6 separate regions of the Homo sapiens genome follow, and regions 1, 3, 4, 5 and 6 are each linked to region 2. The links are chromatin loops, found by intact Hi-C in ENCODE. Cell type or tissue: mammary epithelial cell. All regions are shown on one strand.

Evidence for each region. Peaks named below come from ENCODE experiments on the same cell type or tissue, not always from the same donor. Only the 100,000 strongest peaks of a DNase experiment are listed, where the experiment ranks them.
Region 1: it touches region 2 in a loop (2.6-fold over the local background); 3 of 110 quality-filtered maps call a loop at or near these places.
Region 3: a loop joins it to region 2, with 13 times the contacts of the local background. A loop is called at or near these places in 71 of 110 quality-filtered maps.
Region 4: a loop joins it to region 2, with 9 times the contacts of the local background. A loop is called at or near these places in 5 of 110 quality-filtered maps.
Region 5: a loop joins it to region 2, with 8 times the contacts of the local background. A loop is called at or near these places in 12 of 110 quality-filtered maps.
Region 6: it touches region 2 in a loop (11-fold over the local background); 67 of 110 quality-filtered maps call a loop at or near these places.

Annotation. Positions count from the first base shown.
Region 1 is chr11:11,171,555-11,175,554 of GRCh38, forward strand. The region is part of intron 5 of LINC02752 (long intergenic non-protein coding RNA 2752); the gene reads left to right. Among named protein-coding and RNA genes, the nearest start is that of LINC02752, 58 kb to the left of the region's middle. In mammary epithelial cell, no CTCF peak of the experiment used is centred here; a DNase peak (open chromatin) is centred at 2,217.
Region 2 is chr11:11,263,973-11,267,972 of GRCh38, forward strand. No RefSeq gene overlaps it. Among named protein-coding and RNA genes, the nearest start is that of CSNK2A3, 87 kb to the right of the region's middle. RefSeq lists an enhancer at 1,164-1,665. In mammary epithelial cell, a CTCF peak has its summit at 2,226 (motif pointing left); DNase peaks (open chromatin) are centred at 2,219 and 3,509; H3K27ac peaks cover 1,132 bases.
Region 3 is chr11:11,034,606-11,038,605 of GRCh38, forward strand. No RefSeq gene overlaps it. Among named protein-coding and RNA genes, the nearest start is that of LINC02752, 79 kb to the right of the region's middle. RefSeq lists enhancers at 2,238-2,738, 2,739-3,239. In mammary epithelial cell, a CTCF peak has its summit at 2,416 (motif pointing right); a DNase peak (open chromatin) is centred at 1,776.
Region 4 is chr11:10,790,894-10,794,893 of GRCh38, forward strand. No RefSeq gene overlaps it. Among named protein-coding and RNA genes, the nearest start is that of SNORD97, 8.7 kb to the right of the region's middle. RefSeq lists enhancers at 965-1,514, 1,515-2,064 and a silencer at 1,725-1,864. In mammary epithelial cell, a CTCF peak has its summit at 1,737 (motif pointing right); a DNase peak (open chromatin) is centred at 1,778.
Region 5 is chr11:11,786,372-11,790,371 of GRCh38, forward strand. No RefSeq gene overlaps it. Among named protein-coding and RNA genes, the nearest start is that of MIR8070, 5.2 kb to the left of the region's middle. In mammary epithelial cell, CTCF peaks have their summits at 595, 1,589 (motif pointing left) and 3,562; no DNase peak of the experiment used is centred here.
Region 6 is chr11:11,026,192-11,030,191 of GRCh38, forward strand. No RefSeq gene overlaps it. Among named protein-coding and RNA genes, the nearest start is that of LINC02752, 87 kb to the right of the region's middle. In mammary epithelial cell, a CTCF peak has its summit at 2,078 (motif pointing right); a DNase peak (open chromatin) is centred at 1,260.

The DNA.
Region 1 (4,000 bases), 92 kb before region 2:
GCACCAGAAAAGGGAATGTTTATTTTTAGAAACGGGGCAGGCTCTGGGGATGTACCGGAGAGCAAACAGGCAGTGTTTCTGCCCTGAAGGGGCTTATGGCCTAGAGCAGAGGGCAGACAGAACCACACTATGCTATGTGCTGTGAAAGAAAGGGGCAGGAAGCTATAAGCACACCTGGGGGATCCCTGACCTGGCTCAGGGAGGGCCTACCAGGATGACCTCCCTGAGGAAGTGCTTGGGCTGAGAACTGAAGGATGGGTTATTACAATAACTAATATTTTTGAGCACACACTAAGTGCTCTGTGAATGCTGAATTATTTATTCCTCTAGCTAAAGGTTCTGTTATTGCCTCCATTTCACAGATGAGGAGACTGAGATACAGTTAGCTTTTGCCAATTGTCTAAGACTACACAGTTAAAAAAAAAAAAAGAGGAGGGTACTATACAGCTGGAGACTCAAAGCCTGTCAGTCTGACTGCAGAGTCTGTATTAGTAACCACTAAACCGCAGCAGCTGTTAAGTAGGCAAGGGTGTGAAAATGACAGAAGGGAGGCTCAGAGAAGGCACTGAGAGAAGGCTAGACTGGTGGAACCCAGCAAGTGAGGTGCAGCCAGGGGCAATACAAGGCCTGGGGCCTTGCAGGGCCTTGAAGAGCCTTGTAGGGGCTTGTGGACCACATTAAAATTTGAGTTTTTATTCTGACTGAAATAGGTAGGAAGACACAGAAGGAATTTAAGGACAGGAAATACATAATGAGAATTGTATTTTTAAAAGACTATTCTGTTCTATTTGTGGAATGGTGAACAGATTGGAAGGGGGTAGGAGAAGATGCCAGCAGACAAATTTAGAGGCCACTACAGGGGCCCAGAGAAGGGGCAATGGCAGTTTGAGGGTGGGGAGGCAGCAGTGGAGAAGGAGAGAAGTGGGAGGGAGAACTGGTGAGTTCTTTAAGAGGGTGGATTGACAGTCTTTTGTATTATGGGGGCTGCAGGAGAGGGAGGTGCTGAGAAGACTCCTTGGATTCTGAGTTGTACATCCAGATGGAGACTGGTGCCATTCACTGACATAGAAGGCACTCGAAGGATGGACTTATTTTCTGTACTTGTCCACACTTTTATGTATGTGTGACTCTCAAATTCTAAGGATAATTTTAATTTGAGGATGTTTAAGAATAGTAATGTGTAAGAGGTGGTTTGATGGCTCTGGGAAATGAGAAAACGGCAACCTGGTATTTTCTGTCACTTATGGATCTGCACTGTTACTAAAAAACATGACTTAGCGGGTGGAGCTGGACACACATCACCCCCAAGTGGACCACAGGGAATGAGGTTCTTAGGCAGCCTTTCTGAAGGCGAGGCCTCCGCCCTGGCTTTCCAAGCTCACTTGGCAGGACATTCAGAAAATTTATACTACTTGCTAGAATTCCACATTCCCCAAACCCAGGTTCTCTGAGGGAGGCCTAAGTATGGAGGAACATCCATGTAATCATATGTAGCAGGCATGAAGCAGGGGAACAGAAAAGTACCAGGGAAGCTGTGAAAAGTTTCTACTCCAGCCTTTGTAACTGGGAAAAAGTTTAGAAACAGAGGACTAGGAAAAAGCCACCAAATAAATGAACTTCGAGTAACAGGGAGAATCATTCACCTCCTACCCACCTAAAAACCCCTCTTCCAGCATAGAATATCCACACTCATCACAGGCAGGTTGAAGCAGACTATACTGGATACTGTCATATATGTCCAGATCCCCCCTTTGGGAATGAGGCACTCATTCCTCCAGCAGCTGGTAGTAGTGGCTGCTGACAGCTCACAGCTGAGGCCCCTTTGGAAATTGCCCTCTATCTCCCAAGATCATGCACTCTTCCCCGAGGCAGACTTGCCTTCATTACAGACAACCCTGAAAGCCATCCCAGCTCCATACAGAATCCTGTTGCAACTGCCTCTCAGCTCACCTTCTCCCTCTGCCCCGCCCCTGGCTTCCTTCACTCCCAAGAACACACCCCAGTAAATCTCCTGCATGTACATCTCCATCTCATAGTCTGTTTCCTGGGACATTTGACCTAAGACACTGTGCTGGCTTTGTAACATGTCAGTTTGGCTTGCTGACATGCAATGATTCCCTTTACATGTGTTTCTGGTTAAGGTGGGTGAACTAGGAGATCCTCTAAGGATTTTTTGGGGGCAAAAGGGAGGCAGTAGCCATCATGTAGCACATGTACACTGTTGTTAACCTGCTGACTCACCTCCTTGGTGAAGCAATAGCTGGGCCAGGTGTGAGTGTTTAGCTCAGGGTTGAGGGTCTGGTCTATGTAGGAGTTCTTCACCAAGGTCAGAGGCAACAAGAATAGTAGGTTCCAGCCTGTCCTTGTGAGGTCCCAGCTTGTGCCTGTGGGGTTCCAGCCTGTTCATAATCCTCCCTTCCTGATGCCTGCCTTGTGGTCTTTAAGCTCCACCATCAGACACAGAGACAGCCTTACATGGACTATTTAACCAGCTCCCACAATGCATAGGTCAATTACCTGTAAAAGGTCCCTTAATCTATCTCTCTCTCTCTCTCACTACCCCTCCCCCCTTTCTCTATCTCTCCTACTAGTTCAGCTTCTCTGGTCCAGCTCTGACTGATATAGACACATTCTAATCAAGGAAAAGCTAAAATTCCTGCACAAACTAGTGTAGTAGCTAATAGGGTCAGGTTTAGTGAGAACAACGGGAGCTTAGCTGACAAAGTCTGCTCTTTGAAGAAAGAAATATGAGCAGTAAGTATGACCACCCTGGTGCCAGGATGTGGAAGACCAGGTTATCCCGGCCCAGAAAGGAAGGTGAAACAAATGGGACGGCATCAAACAACGGAGCTGGACAATATTAGATGAGACCCTGCCCGGCCACTCCTGATTTAAGGCTGCACCAGTGTCTAATATGGAGGGGCTGGTGGTTAAATCCTTACCTCTCATCTGCCGCAGTGTTAACACTGAACTCTGGATATATAAGCATATATAAAATAATATACAAGTTCATTCCATAGTTTGCCTCAGTTCTCAGCGCCTCCTTTTGTGTTCCACCAAAGGCCCTGAGTTTAACTGTCCCTCCCACCCCCCAGCTAACTGGGGCACTGCCCAGGTGCAGTCGATCAGGGGAGCCTCCTACTGCACAGATTCAGGTATGAGCTGAGGCTTTTCCTGAGGGGTTTTTGCCTTTTCAAGAGCATCTGTTTTCTAGTCATGCTTGCCCCTCTTCTTTCAGGAAATAGTTACTGTACTTTTTAGCTTTTGAGCATGACTGAATGCTGCCCCTCAGGGTTTCCTGGGTTGGGAGTGATTTTCCCAACATGGAAGGATGAGGGATAATCTAGGCATAAGGAGGGGAAGCAGAAACAGAAGGTTTCCAGCTGAGTAATGAGAGAGGGAAAAAGAATAATAGCCTCAAAGGAGAATGGGAGGAAGAGAGTTTATTAGCCACTATTTGAAAACACAGTGGTCCCAGAGCAGAATTCTTAATAGAGTCAATGGTTTTTACACATATTTTACCTGCAAAGCTGGAAAAAGCATGTGAGAAAGGAATACAGAAACTCCTGAGGACAGCTTAACTTTCGATTCTGCTCTCCTTAGAAGATCCAGTCTCTCGCTCTTTAGCCCTTAGGGCCTTATCCAGGGATTCCTTGCCTCCTTCTTCACAAACCGTCCCTCTCTCAGAGGATCAGACTAAGTATAGTGGAGCCAGTTCTCTTGGGAAGGCTGTGCTGCTTGAAGGCTGCTCAGGAATGCTTCTGAAAGGGCTGAGAAATCCTTTCTTTTTCTGTCCAGCTCCCCCAACTATTAGCATATCTGCCCACTTTGGTAGGCTACAAAAGTACCCACCTCTCCCAAAAGATATTCACCTCCTAATCCCTGGAACCCATGATTATTACTTTATGTGGCCAAAAAGGGCCTTTGTAGATGTGATGGAGAATCTTGACGTGGAGAGATCATGTGGATTATCCAGGTGGGCCCTGAGAGCAATCACATG
Region 2 (4,000 bases):
TACAAGTTCTGGCTACTACTCCTCGCTAGCTGTGGGCAAACTATTTAACCTCTGTGTCTCAGTCTCTTCTTCTGTAAAATGATGTCAGTACTGGAACCATCTTGTAGGATAACATGCGTTTAAGTGAGTTGGTAGGGCACTGGTATATTACTGGGCCAGGTTTGGCACTTCTATAGGTGTTAGTTGTCATTGCTCCTTTGGTCCAGGTAGAACTTCAGGGTGGGACACTTTGGTATCAATGGCAGCTTCCAGCATAAAGTTATTGTGGAGTTCCCAGGGTCCAGAATGGAGGCAGAATAGTATAGAAGAGGATAAAAGGGAAGGCTCTACAGTCAGCCTCCCTGGGTTCAAATCCAGCCTTTGCTAGTTATATGTCCTTATCGAATGATTTGGCCTTTCTGTGCCTTAGTTTTCTCAACTGTAAAACAGGGTGCTAATAATAGCGCTACGTGATAAGGTTATATTGAATATTAAATGAGAAAATAGAAGTACTCACCTCAGTGCCTGGCCATCAAAGTCATCAATTAGTTGATGTTATTATCATTTTTAGGATCTTCTTACACACCACTCATAATCCAGTGAGCTCAGCAGGTGAGCAGATATACTGAGACTGGAGCCCCTTCCCTGATGGAAAGGGGAGGGAGCCAGAGTTCAAAGAGCGAGGGGCTGAGGAACCTGCATCCATAGCAAAGGCCAGCACCTCAAACGCATATGGAGGGTTCGCATGGTTTGGGCAGGTGACCATGACCAAGGGTTTGTGTCTTTGGAGCAGGGCATAGCACTTACGAGTAGGTGACCCCTTGGTGGTAGCACCCTAGCCAAGGTGGAGCTCCAGAGCACCAACCCAGTGGGCTGAGGTTTTTGGGGACATTCAGTTCCTGATGGGAGAAGGACCTCTTCAGCCAGCACAGCAGACGGGGTAGAAAGGGCAGGATGGAAAGGCCAAATATATAACACACACAGTTCACCCATCTCCTGCTCATCCTCTCTGATACTCCTGCCTATGGAAGCCAGACCCTCAGAATCCTCCCCAACACATCACTTCAGGCAGCCAGGACCAACTGAATGCCCTTAAACAGATGGAGTCTGTTTGCGATTCCAAGGCTACAAGATCAAAACTCACCCCAGACTCATCTAGGGCATCAAAACTGCAGGTCCCTGCATGCTGATGGGGCTGGGGCTGTTCATGACCACCTTCCTTAGAGATAAGGAGGAAGCAAGCCTATGAGAGGGGGTCTGGGTCTCAATGACCCCAGAGGAATTGGACAGAAGGATGCAGTGCCAATGATGTCTTCAGGTGGCTCATGCTGTAATTGGGGAGATCTCTCTCCTGTCTCCTCTCTCTTACCAATAAAAGGAATGGTTAAATGTCAAAGGAAGTGGTATGGTTAGTGTCCATGTAAGAGTATTCAGGGACTGGGAGAGGGATGCAAACTGGCAAGACAGGATGGGCAAGTGGCCTGTGACATCCAGACCAGGGCTAGGCTGAGGGTGGCATGTACTGGTGACTCATTCCCTGCTCTTCTTGGCCTGCTCTGTATTGACCCCTGTGGGCTGAATCAGTGGCTCCCCCGACCCCCACCCCCAGCTGGGTTTGGCCAGTGGGAGGCTTTGGTGGAATATCTGACAGCAGATGGAGAGGGGGGTTTCCCCCCCCTTCGTTTGGCTGTGGTTTTTCCCTCTTCGCTCAGCTGTGGTTTCTATAGTGGGGGTTCTTCTGCCTTTGGCTGTGGGGTCCTGCTGGCTGCAGCCTCCAGTGAGCCTGCTGGCACTCCTCCCTCTCCTTGCCCCTCTAGCTCTAAGGGTAGGAAGGGCTTCTGCTCTTGTCTCAGGGTTCGTCACCCTACCCTAGCCATGCTTTCGAAGAACTTCGGTTGTTAAACTCTCTTCATTTCATCTCCCCTTCCCCAGATCCGAGGCCCCGACTCATATCCTGAGTACAGAAGGGGCTTTTTTTCCCCTTGTTGGGGAAAGGGTCAGGTTCTACCAGGAGCATTTCCATGATTAGAAACCAAAGACAGACCAGGCCCGTGGAAAGGCGTGAGTAGAACAACTTAAGGGAACAGAAAGTACTGGGGAGAAATAACTCTCACGCCATCTCTTTGGTTTGAGGATCATTTCCTTGGAGTCCTCCTTTAGTAGTTCAGTTCCTTTTGGAAATCCTAGTGTACCTCACCTGGACTGTAAAGGAACCTGGGGGTGGGAGCACGAAGGGAGCACAGTGCCCCCTAGAGGCTGTGGCGAGGGTGGCAGCGGCAGGAGCCAGAAGGCAATGGGAGGGGCTCACGGGGAGGAAGAGATACTCAGAGGGTACAGATCTGGACAACTTGGCTCAATTGGACAGGGACATAGAGACATTATGTGGTGACAGTCTTTAAAACCTGGTTTCCACGATGTGGCTACACCATATAATTTTAAAAGACACCCACATTAGGGCTAATGTCTCTCCAGGCCCTTTCTGCCCAATCTTGTTTCCAAAACAACAAGGAAGGTTAAAATTCCTGACTGTGGGTAGAGAGGTTGGCTGAGGCAGAGGGCAGGGCAGTGGGACTTGAGGGTCTTATGGGGTCAGGTGCTAGATGTGGTCTAGGGTGTCTACCTCATTCCCCTCCCTCCTGTTTGGAGCTGAAGGCAGGAGAAGGAGCATGGCTGAGAGATGACACGTTTTTGGGTGACTATTCTGTTTGTTTTACTGGGTTTTAGAGAGTGGTGACCATGGCGATAAAATCTGAAGGGCAGAGAGTGAATGCTTCTGTCTTGCCTCAGAACCCCCTTACATCTCTTGCTTGTAATTAGAAATGGTAAGAATAAAAGAGCTCTGATTTCCAACAACCTTTGCTTCACAAGGGCCATGTCAAATGATGACAGCCCTATTCTTATAAAAGCAGATTCTGGGAGGAGCAGAAATCCCTTTTCTCTATGGAGTCAGTGTGTTTGCACTCATGCACGTTTGTGTATCTGAGTATGTACATGTATGTCTGCATGTGTCCAACCTGCTGCATGTGTGTGCATATGTGTATGTGTGTGGCTATGTTAACCTGTGCGTGGATGTGTACATAGATGGTGAAACATGTGTACCTCTGTTGCATGTGTGCACAGCCGTTGTAGGGATTGTGTGTGCATTCCCCCATGGGCGAGGGGCTGTGAGGGAGTAGGTCCTGGTATCTAAAATCTTTACATCCTGCTTCTATCAGTCTTGTTTGTTGTAAAGAGCAGGGAGCTGGTCAACCAGCTGAGGGAAAAGAAAAAACATCAGGGTGTGTATGGGTTGGGTCTGGGAGGAGGAAACCCAGGCAGCTCCAGGGCCAGTTTGCTGCCTTTTGCTCATCAGCTCCTTTCTTTTCTCTGCTTAGTTGTGGTTTTCCCCATGATCCCAGCCTGCACAGGGGTCTAGTTTCTTGGTCCTCTGAGGCTGGCTCTTCCCCAGGTACATCCTGTGCATGGCCATGGGTCCTGGCCTTCTTCAATTGGCTGAATATGGTGTGTCATGGTGCAAATTCACAGGCAAAATTTGATTGGCCCCAGCTGGTCATTTTTGTGCTTAGTCATTACCTACTCAGCAGCCAACAAAATACCTGTCCATGGGTCAGGCTGAATCAGCTATGGTCATGGCACAAACAGGGTCACACCTGGGACTGTGGTTGGGATAGTTTTCTTTAAAAGAGATGTGGACATGGAGGACAATGATGAATGCCTCAGATACTTATGCAAAAATTCCCTGTCACCTGTGAAGTGCCCACCCTTATCTCTGTGGAGGTCAGGACCATGGGGATGTCCCCCAACAAGGAAGGACTTGCCTGAGCAAGGCGGGATGAGCGTAGGCAGCCTCCTGGGGCCTGGCCTGGCCTGGCCCTCACCACCCCTCCCCTATGTCCCTGTTCCTTGAAGGAGGGAGCTTCGAGGCTGAATTGTGTCACCTGACCCCAAACTTGTCCTAACCCCCAGTACCTCAGAATGTGATCTTATTTGGAGATAGGGTCTTTACAGAGGGAATGAAGTT
Region 3 (4,000 bases), 230 kb before region 2:
TCTTGAAATGAGAGCATTTTAGAATTGGGAGACAGACTGGTGGTTGCCCAGGGTTAGGACCTAGGGGAAGGCGGTTGGCGTGGGAGGAAGATAGGTGTGATTATGAAAGGTCAGATGAGGGATCCTGGTGGTGTTGAAATGTCTTCACTGTGTGGTGGAGGCATGAGCGTAACACAGGTGATAACAATGTGTGAAACACCCCCCACCCCACAAACACACACAAATCCGTACAGGTAAAGTAGGAAATCAGGATAAGATGTGTGGATTGTGTCAGTGTCAATCAGTGATATTGTACTATAGTCTTGCAAAACAAAACAAACATTTTGTTACCATGGGGAAGCTGGACATAATGTACAAAGACTCCCTCTGTATTATTTCTTATAACTGCATGTGACTTTATAATCATCTCAATAAAAGTTTCAATAAAAAATAAGTTAAAGCCAAAGCCTACGGGTTTTTAACAAAAACCTCGAGGAAAACTTAAAGAGCTGTCCACCCCTGCTTTGAGAATGTAGAGTCCTGGATAAGCAATTAAGTTTTGTTGAGACCAGCACTTCTTTTTTTTTTTTTTTTAATTTTTTATTATTATACTTTAAGTTTTAGGGTACATGTGCACAATGTGCAGGTTAGTTACATATGTATACATGTGCCATGCTGGTGTGCTGCACCCATTAACTCGTCATTTAGCATTAGGTATAACTCCTAATGCTATCCCTCCCCCCTCCCCCCACCCCACAACAGTCCCCAGAGTGTGATGTTCCCCTTCCTGTGTCCATGTGAGACCAGCACTTCTTAATTGGGGTCAGTACCACCCCATGGGGGTGTGTTTGAAAATGTCTGGGAGTGGTTATGGTTGTCACACTGACTGGGGGATGTCTTTGGTACTCAGTGGACAGGACCAAGAATGCTAAATATCCCGCAGTGCCTGGGACAACCTGACACATGGTGAGAATATTCTTAACCCCAAATGCCAGCAGCATTCCACTGAGAAACAAGATTAGATGGCTAAAATCTTAGCAACTATTTAGATAGTTTGTGCCTTAACATTTAAGTGAAATCTATGCTTATTCTATATCTTGTCATCATAAAATTGAGTTTCTAAGTCTGTTTATTAATGGACAAAGAGCCTTCCCTTAATATTAAACATTTTTAAAGTTTAATTTTTAAATAATAGTTTTAAGCTCAAGACTCTAAAATTGTTATAGGAAACATTTATTGCAATATATTTGTTGTAATGAAGAATATTTCATTTTTTTTGGAGAAAACAGTCTTTTTTTATCTTGTTTAAAGTTGTGAACTATATTTTCTGCAGAAATTTGATCTTCACCTTACCTAACCTTAACCTTAACCTTCTTAACCTTAACCTTAACCTTTGTGATGATGACATCACTGATACTGTGCTAATTAACTCAATTAGTAGAAACGGACAGTGTGAACTACTTTAAAAGAGAAGCATAGCTGGAGATAGGTTTTTTTTCAAAGTTTATTTTACAAGTAAAATATAGTGAATTTGATTACCTCAAAAACATAACAGAGAATCTCTTTTTCATGCCATTTCTCAGTAAGGTTTTTAGCTCTTCTCATTTAACTTTTTCTTTTCTTTATGAAGTCCTGAGATAAATGAGCCATTTCTGGAGGAACAATCCAGATGGCTTTTGCGGTCACCATCCTGGAGTATGAATTGAGGAGGAAGGCGTTCTTTTCAAAATGAGCCACAAGCAAAACTCCTCCTGGTTGGTCATCCATTCTCTGCCCTGACATGTTGTGTGCAGAAACCCATGTGACAGCATGAGTGTGTTGTGTGGATATGTGCTTCCCAGGACAGGATTATGTACAGGGGAGTTGTACAGACATGGAGTGTACAGATACATTGTAGAGACAAATGTTAAAGAGACATACAGTGTACAGAAATTGGATTGTAGAGATATGAACTTCACATACAGGAGTTACAAAAGCATGGTATGCAGATTGGATTATTGAGATGCAGGTTGTCTAGACACTGGCCCTGAAGGCATAGGTTGTGTAGACACAGCCTGGGACCAAGCTCTTTGGTCCTGGCCTTAAAGCAGGGTGTGCAGCATGAGCCCAGTGATGGTTGCCTGGCTATGTGCCAGAAGTGGGACTCTGATGTCTGTGCAGAGGGTGAGGGCAGGACGGTATATTCTGCCACTCTACTTTGAGCACTGGCTTTGAAGCTTTCCCTCCAATGCCATTCCCACCCCCAAGGGACTCAGGAAATGACTTCTGTCTTTTCTTTGATAGAACAAAGAAAGAGAGAGTTCTAATAGATGAGAGAGAGAGAAAGAGAGAGAGAGAGAGAGAGAGAAAGAGAGAACACCAGATTCAGACACAGAAGGTTCTCAAGGATGACCATGGTGAAGTCTGGGCTTCAGCAGGTCTTACAGACCACCAGGGGTCAGTCTTGGGTTCTACAAGAGGAAACCAGGAGGTATTTGCTCAGCACTGGTTCTCACCTGAGGACCATTCAGAGGAATTTATTCCACTTTAATATACTATGGTGTTAGCAGCTTTGAAATTCTTTACCGCCAAGGGGGCCTTAAAGCCAATGAAGCAGGAGTCTCAGGAATGACCCGTATGTCAGGCCTGCTTGTTTATAATCCTCAGGACCACAATAAAAGGCAAGTTTAATCGCCTGGTGATTCGGGACTTGGGGGCCCAAGTGTGCTAACCCACCCGTCAGGCCCAGGGGTCTGCCTGAGCTTGGGAGGGAGGGAGTTTGGGGCTGGGCCTGGTTGGGAAGCCTCAGGCCTGGGCTAGGTCCAGGGCTGGGCTGGGCTGAGGCTGGGGCTGGAGGGGGCTTCAAGTGAACTTTGGTTCTGAGGTCACTGGTTTTCCTGTTGTAGTAACTGACTTCACAGACTCTGTCAGGATGAAGGAAGACACAATGCTGCCAGTACAGCTGCTTCTACAGGAAGCCCCATCCCTGATAGCTAAGGCTAGACTCAGCTTGGTACTTAGTGATAAAAACAAGAACACTACCACAGCTATTGCACATTTACTATGTGCCTGGCACCACTGTAAGCACTTTTGTGCTTCTTTAATCCTCATAAGAATCCTAGGAGGTAAGTACTAGTATTATCCCCATGGACAGATGAGGGAAGTAAGGTTTAAATAACCTAAGTAACTTGCCTCAGGTCACTCAGCTGGTAAATGCCACAGCTGGGGTGAACCCAGGCACTCTGGCTCCTTAGCCATGCTCACAACCCACACTACTAGATAATACTGCAACGTTAAGAGCCTTTGGAGAGTCTATATGTCAGCCCTCTTGTGGCAGATGAGGAAACTGAGGCCCAGACCCAGGTCACATAGCTGGTGAGTGGTAGAGTTTGAACCCAGACCCAGGTCTCTGGCTCCCAGCTTAGAGCTCTTGTCACAATACCATGCAGCCACCATTTGCACCAAACCAAGTTGCAAGACATTTTAGCTAAAATGCAAGCTTTGGGTCAAGGAATTGGAAAGGGCCAGAATTATCCTACGGTCTCCCGGCCTCATGGGGTTGAATGCTTCATAACTAAGCCCAGGCACTATCAGCTTGTCAGAGGGTAGGGGCCAAGGACATGGCCCCTCCAGCTGCAGACAAACTGCTGGGCAGGATCCAGGCTGGGGTCAGCTAATAGCCCCTACACTTCCACCCCCATTTCCAGGCCAGGGGGACACATCCTGGACAAGCGAGAAAACCTGGCAGAAAGAAACAGAGAATTTTTCTTCCTTCAGGCAAACAGGCTCCTCTCAGATCAGAAACTGTGACAGGGTTTTCATGGGAGGTACAGGCTGTGATAGGAACAGAGAGCTCTGGTATAAGCAGCTCTGAGAGAAGGAGTAAATCATCTCCTGAAATGTTCTGGGCAGCTGCTCACTCACTAACAAAAATACCCTGCTTGGCACAGCTCTGGTCACTCAAAAACTACTCCAGGGACCTGGCAATTTTCAAGGTGTGGCTCTGCTCTTGAGGAAGGCAAAAGGAACTGTTGGGAGAAGA
Region 4 (4,000 bases), 470 kb before region 2:
GAGCACCGGCTCCTGAGTTACAGTGTAGGGCTTGAATCACCACCCCATGACTTAATAGATGTGTGGCCCAGTACTTCAAAAGAGCATGCATGATATGATGTGGCTCTGTGTCCTCACCCAAATCTCATGTCATCTCAAATTGTAATCCCCATAATCCCCATGTGTCAAGGGAGGGACCTGGTGGGAGGTGATTCGATCTTGGGGGCGGTCTCCCCCATGCTGTTCTCATGATAGTGAGGGAGTTCTCACAAGGAGATCTGATGGTTTTATAAGTGCTTGACAGTTCCTCCTTCACACTCTCTCTCTCGTTGCCTTGTGAGGAAGGCGCCTACTTGCCCTTCACTTTCTCCCGTGATTGCAAGTTTCCTGAATTCTCCCCAAACATGTGGAACTGTAAGTCAATTAAACCTCTTTTTTTTTTTTAATAAATTACCAAGTCTCAGGTATTTCTTTATAGCAGTGTGAAAACAGCCTAATACAATGCAGAAAAGGCGTTCATAGCTACTTGCCAAATACATGAAAGATCTTGGGCAGGTGCTTTGCTTCTCTGAGCCTCAGTTTGGGGCTCAGACATGGGGATAGTGAAGGGGGATAGTGAAGCACCTGCCTCAAGGATGTTGGGATGATTACAAGGGATGACTACCTTGATGCATTTGGTCCAGCCTGGCATATGCTAACTCCTCGGCAAACATTAGCTACAATAATCATAATATGTCCTAGCAGAGCTCAGGATGCAGTGCAGGCACTGCACTGGTCTTAATGAGGGATTGATATTAACAAATGATAAAAAGCAATCCTCCAAAGGCAGCCCATCTCACTCAGCATAAAAGCCAAAGTCCTTACTGGGTCTGACTAGTTCTCTGCACTGGCCGGCGCCCTTCTCCTCAGCCTCAAACCCCCTTGCCCTCTGCTTGGCCAGATTGTTCCTCAGACAGGCCAGGTGCGTTCCCAATCTCAGGGCCTCCAGCTTGGCCTCCCCTCTGCCAGGAATGCTGTTCCTCCAGATGGCTGTGGAGTTCACCCCCTGGCATCTCTTAGATCTTTGCTCAAAGGCCACCTCCTCCTGAGGCCATCCCAGAACCCCCTCTTTCAAGCAGCACTCACTCCACTCCCTAGCCCTTACTCGCATCCCTGCATACAGCACTTTTTACTGCCTGGCACTGTACGTTTGTTGATTTACTGTCTCTCTGCTATCACCCAGAACGTTGCTTCCAGAAGAAGACTGTCTCATTACTGTTACATCTCTGGCCCTGGAGTAGCCCCTGGCAAATATGTACTCAGTACATGTTTGCGAGACGCATGGACTTGTAGAACAGTTCCACAGCTGTCCATCACTGATGTTCCATACCTAGCGATGCGGCCCCTCGAAACGCACTGGAGAGCTGGGCAGACCAAGGATAATTTCACAGGTAAGTCAGATAGAGCCTGGGGAGGTGCAGCGATTGGCCTAGGCTCCGAGACTGATGACCCGGGAAGCTGGGGCCTGCGCTCTGCTCTGTGGCTCGGCATGCTGTGCAGCTGACCTGAGCAGCTCTTGAGGAGTCACTGCTCATTTACCAGTCACATCGTCGTGTCATGCACCGTTGACAGGAGACCAAGCCCAGGGCAACATTCTCACTTCCCCCTCTCCATGAGCGTGACCAGTGGGTCTCGGTCTTGCCTCCGCGTGGGCCGTACAGGACAAGGGCCAGAGCCTTGCAACCCGACCCACCTGCCAGGGGTGGTCTCCCAGCATCCCGGCAGAGGGCGCTGTGGGACAGCGTTGCTGATCGGTCGGGGACCTGGGTCCAGCTCAGCCTCCTGCGCTCCCCCTGGGTCAGGACGGGCAAGGGCAGGGCTGCGGGGCGGGGCAGGGCAGGCTGTGGGACTTGAATGTCCTGTGTCCGCTACTCTCTGCCCTGTGCTCAGGTGTCTCCTCGTCCAGGGCTCTTGCATATTCTTGTAGGACTTTGCTTGGAAAATTGTCTAGTGAGAAAGTGATTCGTTTTTGGTTTGCATGAGGCTATGGTTGCAGAGTTAGAAAGGGAGGGAGTGTTGGTTTGCGGCAAAAAGTTTAGGGATGAATATTGAGTTTGAAGTGCTGTGGCACATTCAGAAATATGTCCAGGGGCTGGTTGGATGTGCGAGTTAGACATTCTGGAAAGGGGTTTGGACTCAAGATACAGATGTCATCAGCAGATAGCTGGTAATCGGATCCACAGAAGTGAGTGACAGTGTTGAAGGAGGGAGGCAAAACAGCAACATTCAGGGGCCAGGTGAAAAAAGAGGGCTTTTAAAGGAGACTGAGGAGAAGCTGGGAGAAAAACAAAGTGGGAAAGAGGAAAGTCAACTGGCAAGTGCTTTTGATTGATCAAATAAGACTGAGCTATACCCTTTAGTTATATCTAGCCAATGATCTTGTTAGTTCAGAAGATGGAAGCAGTTCTCCTGGGGAGGAATCTTAGAAAGGAGGGTGACATTCATATCTATTGGGCTGCTATGTGGGATGCTTTCCCTAGTGACTTTTACATATTAGCTTGTTTAGCTCTCATGACAATCCTTAAGTATTAACCCTGTTTTCTTTCTTTCTTTTTTTTTTTTTTTTTAAATTTTTGAGACAGGGTCTTGCTCTGTCTCCCAGGCCGGAGTGCAGTGGCACGATCATAGTTCACTGCAGCCTCAAACTCTTGGGCTCAAGCAATCCTCCCACCTCAGCCTTCAGAGTAGCTGGAACTACAGCTGCACGTTAGCCACATTTTCATTCATTCATTCGAGACAGGGTCTCACTCTGTTGCCCAGGCTGGAGTGCAGTGACGTGATCATGGCTCACTGCAGCCTCGACCTCCTCGGCTCAGGTGATCCTCCCACCTCAGCCTCCTGAGTAGCTGAGACTACAGGTGTGCATCATCACACTCAGCAAATTTTTCTACTTTTTTTTTTTTTTTTTTGTAGACACAGGGTTTCCCCACGTTGCCCAAGCTAAATTTTCTAAAATAATTTCTAAAATAATCAAGACTCAGATAAAAAATATCTTACCTAAGATCACCCTGCTTGTGTTAGAGATTAACCCTAGATCGATCTACAACTCGAGTCTGAGGTCTTCCCACTACTTCCTTCCTCTATGTCCACATCCTGCCATGTAGGGTAATTTTATTAATTCATGATTTGGTTGAACAAATATTTGAGTTTACCGGGCACTGGGCACTGTTCTAGATGCTGGGAATACAGCAGTGAAAAAAACTGTCAAATACTTCATGCTCTTCACATTCTAGCAGGAATCAGATATAACCATGCAGTATGTCATGTAATGAGACATGGAGATACAAAAAGGAAAGAGGGATGAGGATGTGTTTAGAGTTTTTAAATATATATATGAATTTCTTTCCTGCCCCTTAAGATCTGCAGGAGGTTATCAGAATTGACAATGAGGACTTTACTAATAAAAGTGACATTTGAAGCTGGGCGCGGTAGCTCACGCCTGTAATTCCAGCACTTTGGGAGGCCGAGGAGGGCGGATCACGAGGTCAGGAGATCGAGACCATCCTGGCTAACACGGTGAAACCCCGTGTCTACTAAAAATACAAAAAGTTAGCCGGGCATGGTGGCGGGCGCCTGTAGTCCCAGCTACTCAGGAGGCTGAGGCAGGAGAATGGCGTGAACCCAGTAGGTGGAGCTTGCAGTGAGCCAAGATCGCGCCACTGCACTCTAGCCTGGGCAACAAAGCGAGACTCCGTCTCAAAAAAAAAAAAAAAAAAAAAAAAAAAAGTGACATTTGAGCCAAGACCTGAGGAGGGGGAGAAAGCCAGTCATCCAGTTATCCAGAAGAAAGGAGGAACATAAAACCTCCAAAGTAAGAAGATGCTTGGCATGTCCCAGGAGCAGCAAATCCAGTGTGGTGGGAGCAGAAGGATTAAGTGCCAGCAGTAGGAAATTAGATCAGAGAAACAGGTTGTGGGGCAAGGATGGGGAGAGGGCTAAGAAAATCAGATGTGGGGTGATGTAGACCAAATTAAGTATTTTG
Region 5 (4,000 bases), 520 kb after region 2:
TGATTACCTCTATAAAGATCCTATCTCCAAATAAAGTCACTCTCTAAGTAGGGCACTGGGGATGAGGACTTCAACATACGAATTGTCAGGTGATGCAATTCAACCCACAACAATGACTAATGAAAATTGTTACCATTCATTAGGCAGCTAACACATGTCAAGGATATAACTATGACTTTTTAGCACCCACAGCATATCTTCGGGTTATCTACTAAGAAAGTGGAGGTTCAGAGCATTTAAGTGACTTTCGAAGATTATTATACAGTTAGCAACTGGCAGAGCCAGGATTTGGATCACAACTGTCTGATCAAACCCATGTTCTCTAAATGTCATTTAACAGTGTCCTTTTAGTTGGTTCCAACTAGCCAGTGACAGGATCGTTCTTGTGAAGGTGCCCATCTCTGGATCTCCTCTGTTCACATGCAGATCCACTCGGACTCCAGAAGATCGTAGACTCTCAAAGCAGGCAGGACCCTTTGATGTCATCCTTTCCACCCCCTACTTTACGGATGAGGAAACAGAGTCCCTAGGAGACTAGTTACTTGCAGGAGGTCACATAGGAAGTGGGGATGTTCTGAATCTGCTCTCTACCCAACACTGCCTCTGCTGGAAGAAATTTTGAACTTTGCTGGTGGATCTAATTTATTTGGCAAATGGTTTCACAGATTTAAGCCATTTATACAAAATCATGAGATTAATCATTATTAATCAAACACAATCTGACACCGTATGAAATAGGCAAGGGATAGGTCTGTTATGCAAGCATCCTGCAGCCTTAATTACTGAATGGCTGGAATGATGGTCGGCCCCTCACATTTATCACAAGAAACATTCAGCTTCTTAGATAACTCATTTTCTATGCCAATGCTTTGAACAGTAAGAAATAAAGGAAACAGCAATCTGTGCTTGTCACAGGAGATGTTATCTAGAAAAGGAGGAACACATCAAATGTCCACATCCACTCTCAGACTGCACACGCAGCATTGCTCCATAATAGGATCAATCTTCTCTCAATTACCAGCTCTGGGGCACAGCCACCTTGTTGAGTGTCTAGAGCAAATGTCCCCTGCCATGTGATAGACATATGGCATTCTGCTTTCTCTGTCCCAGAACAGAGACCAAGTTTCTCAGGATCATTAGGCAAATGTTAACAGAACTGAGACAGCAACACGACCACACGACCACAAGGCTTGCAGCATCAGGTGTGATTCTGTGAAAAGACCAAAGCCCTACTTGCTGATTCAGCTCTGCTTCTCAGAAACTGTACTTCCTGGGATAGATTCCTTCAGCTTCTGGGACTCAATTTCCTCATCTTCACCATGGGGGAAAGGGTTGCCTACATCACAGGTTGTGAGGATTCAATAAGATGATGGCTGAGAAAGTGCACAGCGCAGTAGCTGGCGCTGAGTAGGGGCTTAAGTATTTTTTAATTAAAAATATATGGCAAATAATTTTCTTCCCTCTAAAGCTCATCTGCAGTAATCTATTCTTCCCTTATTCATACGCAAATAAGGAAGGACGGAGTTGTAAATATTATGGGCCTAACTTGGCCCATCTCTGTTCTAATGCTGCCACCTGCTGGACAGCCAACAACCCACACAGGTATTTCAAGGGGATGCCCTGATACTAATGGGAGACAATCTCAGATGCATCTAGGCAAATCCTTCCTTCCCTAACACACTCCCCCTGGCCTCCATCCTTCAGATCTAGACCTAGTGCACCCCTGACTTATCGGATCCTGGGGTTGACTCACAACCTAATTTCCTTGGCAGGAGGTATTTTTCAGACAGTGTGACGTCTGCCTAATAGATCACAGCTCCCAGCATTGGGAACATGAGGACAGCTATGGGCTGAGTTGCCCAGGGAGTTCGAAACGAGCATGCGGCCTGCAGACATGTTTTGTTCAAACTGCATCATATTGGCCCACACTGTGTTTAATAAAATTCAAATTACCCACCAGCACATAAATATCAGATTTCACCTAAAAACGTGGATATTTTCAGCATGTTGTAAAATCTAAAGATATAGCAACACAAGATCCACACTCCTTCATGACAGCAATTAGCCAGAGCAACTGCTCCCTTCAGCCTGAGCATGGCCTCACCAGTGTGACACACTCCCTACCACTCCCTTTCGGACCTTTCCCTTGACCTGCTTCACTTAGGTTACTCTGCCCTGGCCCTGGAGCCACAAAAATTGTTGTCTCCCTAAACCAAAGCACAAAGCATTGCATAGACTAGGATGGCTAAATAGAGCAGCAGGAGTGAATAAAAGAATGATTTACACCTTAAAGTAATAATGTTAATAATTAGTAATTACCAAGCACTTACTTAGCTTGTGCCAGGCACAGAGGAAAGCACTTTGACCCTAACTTTTTGACCCCAAATATATTTTCATTCCATGGTACATTTAAATCTCACATTTCTGCTCTTCTCATTTGCTTTGTTCTCTGTGCCAAGAAATATAAAATCCCTAACTCATCCAATTCTTAACAAATATTACCTGCAGAAAGAATCTGTTCGAAGTAAAACTAGCAATGGCAAAAGCTTCAAACAGTAAAATTTGTTACGACCAAAAAATAAAAATAAAAAAAGAATCCTACATCTTAGGTAATATTGAAAATAGAAAATTCGAACTAAAAATTTTCATATAAAAGAATAGAATTTTTAATCCCAGCACTTTGGGAGGCCGAGGCAGGTGGGTCACTTGAGCCCAGGAGTTTGAGACCAGCCTGGGGAACATGACGCGACCCTGTCTCTACTAAAAATACAAAAATTAGCCAGGTGTGGTAGTGCACACCTGTAGTACCAGCTATTTGGGAGGCTGAGTGAGCCAAGATCATACCACTGCATTCTAGCCTGGGCAACAGAGCAAGACCACGTCTAAAAAAAATAAAATTTTCTTTACAAATTTTTACCTGTCAATTTTACCCAGGAGAATTGTACTTGCTAACAACAATGGCCAAGAAGAAAACTCACAATAGTAAAAGTAATAATTAAACAAGATAAGAAAAAATGCTAATTACTGAGCCTTAAAAAAAATGTATGTGGAAAAAATTGACCTCAGTAGAAACAACTTCAGTAGAATAAAACTTTAAATTGGGAAAAATAAGAAATCACTTAAATGTATTGTATAGAAAATGGTTCAAGAAGTTATACTGGGTCTATAATTCTTCCCTTCCCCCCTATATCATAGAAAATCCATGTCAATAGCCTAGCATGTATCCTTCCATATATTTCTCCATATTTATTTAATCTCTCATACTCACATTCATATTGAGGGAGGCTTTTCATTGATTGTCTTACAAAAATCTAATCATACTATGCACATTTCCTGACATCTTGTTTTTCTCACTGAATAATATCTTACAGAAATCTCTTTCAATCAGACTGGGCTTATGCATAGAAAAGAAAGCCTATGAAAGGGATTGCTAGGTGGAAGGAATCCACCAGCACTTTTTATTTTTAAAAGAAGTTGTCAGATTACTTTCCAAAAGGACTGAAATAATTTACATTTCCTTGGTCAAAATTATGCAGGGGCCTTTTCCCTACATCTCACCAGCAGGCGGCATGACTGCTGCTTCCCACTAGTCTGACGGGGTAATAATCTCCGTATTACTTTACTCTGCATTCTCTAACTTCTAATAAATTTGAGCAACCTTTCCTATGTTTGTTGACAACTGAATTTGCTTTTCCACAAAGTGCCTATTTATAATACTTGGCCATTTTTTACTGGGATATTTGTCTTTTGCTTGCCATTTGTAAGAGTTTATAGTATATTTTCATTACACATATTCTACCTGTCACCTGCGGTACAGTTATTCTTTTCAAATCACTTGCTTGTCTATTGACTCTGCCTATGATATCTTTGCAATACAGGGGTGTGAATTTTTATGTGGTTAAATGTGATTAACCTCTTGTTAAAAGAGTCTTCCCCCATCATCTCGCATTCTTAGAAAATCTAGGAAAGTAGTCCCCCAGATTATCCTGCAAGATATTAT
Region 6 (4,000 bases), 240 kb before region 2:
ATGGGCTGTAACTGGCTTTGATAACGCCCCAACCCAATGAAGAATTTTGAGTTGTTAAAACATGTTGTTTCTAGACTCCAAACACTGACCCACTTGGGAGAAAATGAGGCAGCATGGTACCAGATCTGTGGGATCTGTTCCCAAAATCCTATTGACAGGCTTGGTCCACTTGCAGGTCACCCTCCATGGTCTTTGGTCAACTTTTCTGTGGTCATCATAGCTTGATGGGACTTTCTCTGGCAGTTGTCCCATTCAAACCAGTTGTCCACAGCCTTGCCTGCTTCAAGAGTCCAAGGACCAAACCTCAAGGAGTACCTCAGATTGTTCCCCAAGTGCTGCCACTGACCTCATTTGGACTGACGATGCACTTAACAATTTGACTTTCCACTCTTATTTTTCCTGAAACTCAATACTCCCAATTGAGTTCTACTAGCTGTATTTGTGAAAAGTAATCACAAACATTTTTTTAGAATACAGTGAAATGTGAAGGAATGATTTATTGTGTACATGCATATGGCAGAATATGTGTAAGTGGTTATAGATCAGTTCTGGAATTAGACAGGCCTGAGTTTTAACTTAATCTTGCCACATAGGAGCTGTATGAACTTAGACAAATTACTTAATCTAAGATGTAGTTTTCTTATTCATAAACATGGATCATAATAACACCTATTTCATAGCGTTATTGAGAGGACTAAACGGGATAGCACAGTGTCTGGCACATAATTGGCACTCAACAAGTGGTAATTTATTATTATTAATTGAGCATTTATATATGCAGGCCTCTGGGTTAGGCCCAAGGGATGCAAAGATCTCCATCCTCAAGTAGCTCACAATAGATCTGAGTTCTTCCCAGGGGACACTCAGAAGGGGTCCAACAATCAGATTTGATGTCAAATCAACTGAATTTGCGACCAGAGTAAACAGAATTTCTCCTCATTGCCCGACCCTGATTAGGATGGGATTAATTGTATAGCCTGCGTTCTAGAATTAAACTGCATATTGAGGCTGAGAACATCCAGGTGGGGAGACGGGAGGTCAGCAAGTCCAGTTTCCACAATTTTATGGTTCAGACTTGGCCTAATTTGGCCATTCTGGGAAGTCTTAGAATGGCAGCAGAGAGGCTCCTCAGCCCTTGTTGAGAGATGCTAATGAAGAATTTGTGTCTCACCAATGGCTACTGCATGAGAAAGCTAGAAGGAACCTCAGGCCATCGTTTCTTACTAATGGTCAAAAACATATGCCTCAAGCATGATTCATAAAGATATCATTTTAGTCTTTGCCTCCTTATTTCTGAGTCAGTACACAAATAGCTTGTTTTCTGAAGCTTCAGGGAAGCCCAGATTGACACATTAGCCAGGGAGTAATGTGCCTTCTTTCTGGGCTGGCTGTCCATAATGCATTCAAATCCAGAAAAAAAGTAGGAATTTGTTCAAAATTTATCAATTGGGCCATTTTCTCAATGACAAACAGATGGCTCCTTTGAGTTATTCAGAGGGAGAAGATTTTTTTTTCCTTTTGTTCATCTCAGTTTTTATGGTTTAAAAGAATTAGTGTTTAATCCCAATTCTAAAATTGTTAATTAGTTTGTATTTGCTTCACTAAATCTGTTAAATAGATTTTTATCACTTTAGCTATATCTCTCTGGCAGCATCTGGTGTCAACTTTGCAGAAATAATGTTGGTTTTACAGCCAAAAATCAGAGGTTAAACCTCCAGGACTACAGATGTGACAGCATTAAAGGGAAATTCATCACCCCCAAAGCTTTCATTCCCATATAGTTTAGAATCAGCCCAAACATGAACCAATGTTCTTTTTTCCCTTTCATTCTCCAGGAGCACTGTGGCTCAGTTCCTTTTTGATTTATGAGTGTGGTTGTTGCTGATGAGATCTCCCAGGGAGACCTCAATCTGCCCCAGCTAGAGGCTTGGAAAACAGTGGAGGATCTTCTTGCTCAACCCCCTTTCTGTTGCTTTCAGGGGATTCCATCCAGGGCTAGGGCTATCCATCAATTCATTTGACAATGGGCATGTATGAGGTGAGGGCTGTGCGGGTACAAGCTCTGTAGTGTCACCTGCCGGCAGGGGGCACAATAGGGCAGAGCAGCAAAACGAAGGCAGTGTATGTTACAAACGAGCTACTCTGAACTCAAATCAGTGCACCTGGGGGAATAATTAAATGAAAGACAGCAAATCATCATAAAGGCTGGGGAATTTGAGTAACAGGGAAAACCTGTTGGGCAGCAATCAATTTAGGTCTCTGTGGTAGGCTGAATAGTAGCCCCTAAAAATATCTACTTCTGAATCCCCAGAACCTGTGAATGTTACTTTATAATATGGCAAAGGGTATTTTGCAGCTGTGATTAAGCAGCTTGCAACGGGGAGATTATTCTGGGTTCTTTGAGTGGACCCTAAAGGTAATCATGAGTGTCCTGATAGGAGAGAGGCAGAGGGAGATTCCACAGAAGAGGAGAAGGTGATATGATGGTGGAAGCAGAGATTGAATTGATGAACTTTGAAGATGGAGGAGGAGGCCACAAGCCAAGGAAGACAGACAGGCACCAGCCGCTGAAAGAAACAAGGAAACAGATTCTCCTTTCAAAGCCTCTGGAAGGAATTAGCACTGTCAACACCCCAACTTTAGCCCAGTGAAATTGGTTTTTGGGCTATGTACTACCAGAACTGTGAGAGAATAAATTTGTGTTGTTTTAAGTCACCATAATAATGGTAGTTTGTTGCAGTAGGAATGAATACAGTATCTTTTCCTTGCTTAATGCCAAAGAGTTCCACTGCAGCTGCCAGAGGTATTTTACAGGGCCAAGAGGAGATAGCAGGGATCAGCATAGTGCATTGACTTCTTCAAGAAGAGCTCCTTCTTCTGAAGTCCATCTGTAATACAGGTGTGGGCAGCTGCAGCCTGAAGCAGAAATGGGACTAGCAACTGGGAAGCCCTGTGTGATTGGCGAAGAACGTTTCTGAGTGTCATGGACCCTAGGCAATAGCAGACAGTGTGAGAATTCTCTGCAATTAACATATTTGCATAAATATTAGGAAGAGGCCTGATTAGCACAGTGAGCGTGACTCAGAGGAAAGTGGAGGGCAGAGGTGATCAGGGAAGAGGCTCTGAAGAGGGGTGAGGACAGAGATGCCACCCTAGGCACATCCAATGCTCTGATGGAGAGGGACTGGTTGTGAACAGCTAAGTTGCTATGGCCTTGCCCTTCAGATGTAGCTGTGGACAGTGGGAGGGGAATCTGTGGGCAGACCTCTGGAGCTACCATCCCCATTTCACTCAAATGACTCCAATTTTATTTGTTGGACACATTGGGCTTCCAGGTGGAATTTCACTTAAGAAAAAATTTTACTGGTGGAAAAAGATTTTGGGGGGTAAATTTTAATTTTGATACAATTTTACATGTACAGAAAATTGCAATAGTACAAAGAATTCCCATTTACCCTTCCCTCAGATTCACCAAGTTTGCATTTTGGCCTATTTGCATTATCATTTGTTCTAAGTATTAATGTTTTTTTTCCTGAACCATTTGAGAGTAAGTAGGCATTATATTCCTTTACCTCCAAATATATCAGTGTGTATTTTATTAGAACAGGACATTTTGTTATATAACCATGGTACAATGATGAAAATTGGGAAATTTAACACTGACAAAATGCTGTCATCTAATCTTCAGCCCAAATCCAAATTTTGCCAATTGCCTTTATAGCAATTTTCCCCCCGGTCCAAGATTTGATCCAGCATTGCATTTATTTCTCATATCTCTCCAGTCTGCTTTAATTTGGAATATTTCCTGAGCTTTTGACCTTGACATTTTTGAATAGCACAGGTCAGTAATTTTGTAAATTGTCCCTCAGTTTGGGTTTGTCTAACATTTCCTTATGATGAGATTCAGATCTTGCATTTGAGCTTGAAACTCACAGATGTATGTTGTGTCCTTCTCAGAACATGGTATTTGAAGGCACATGTGGTTGCTTTGTCTCATGGG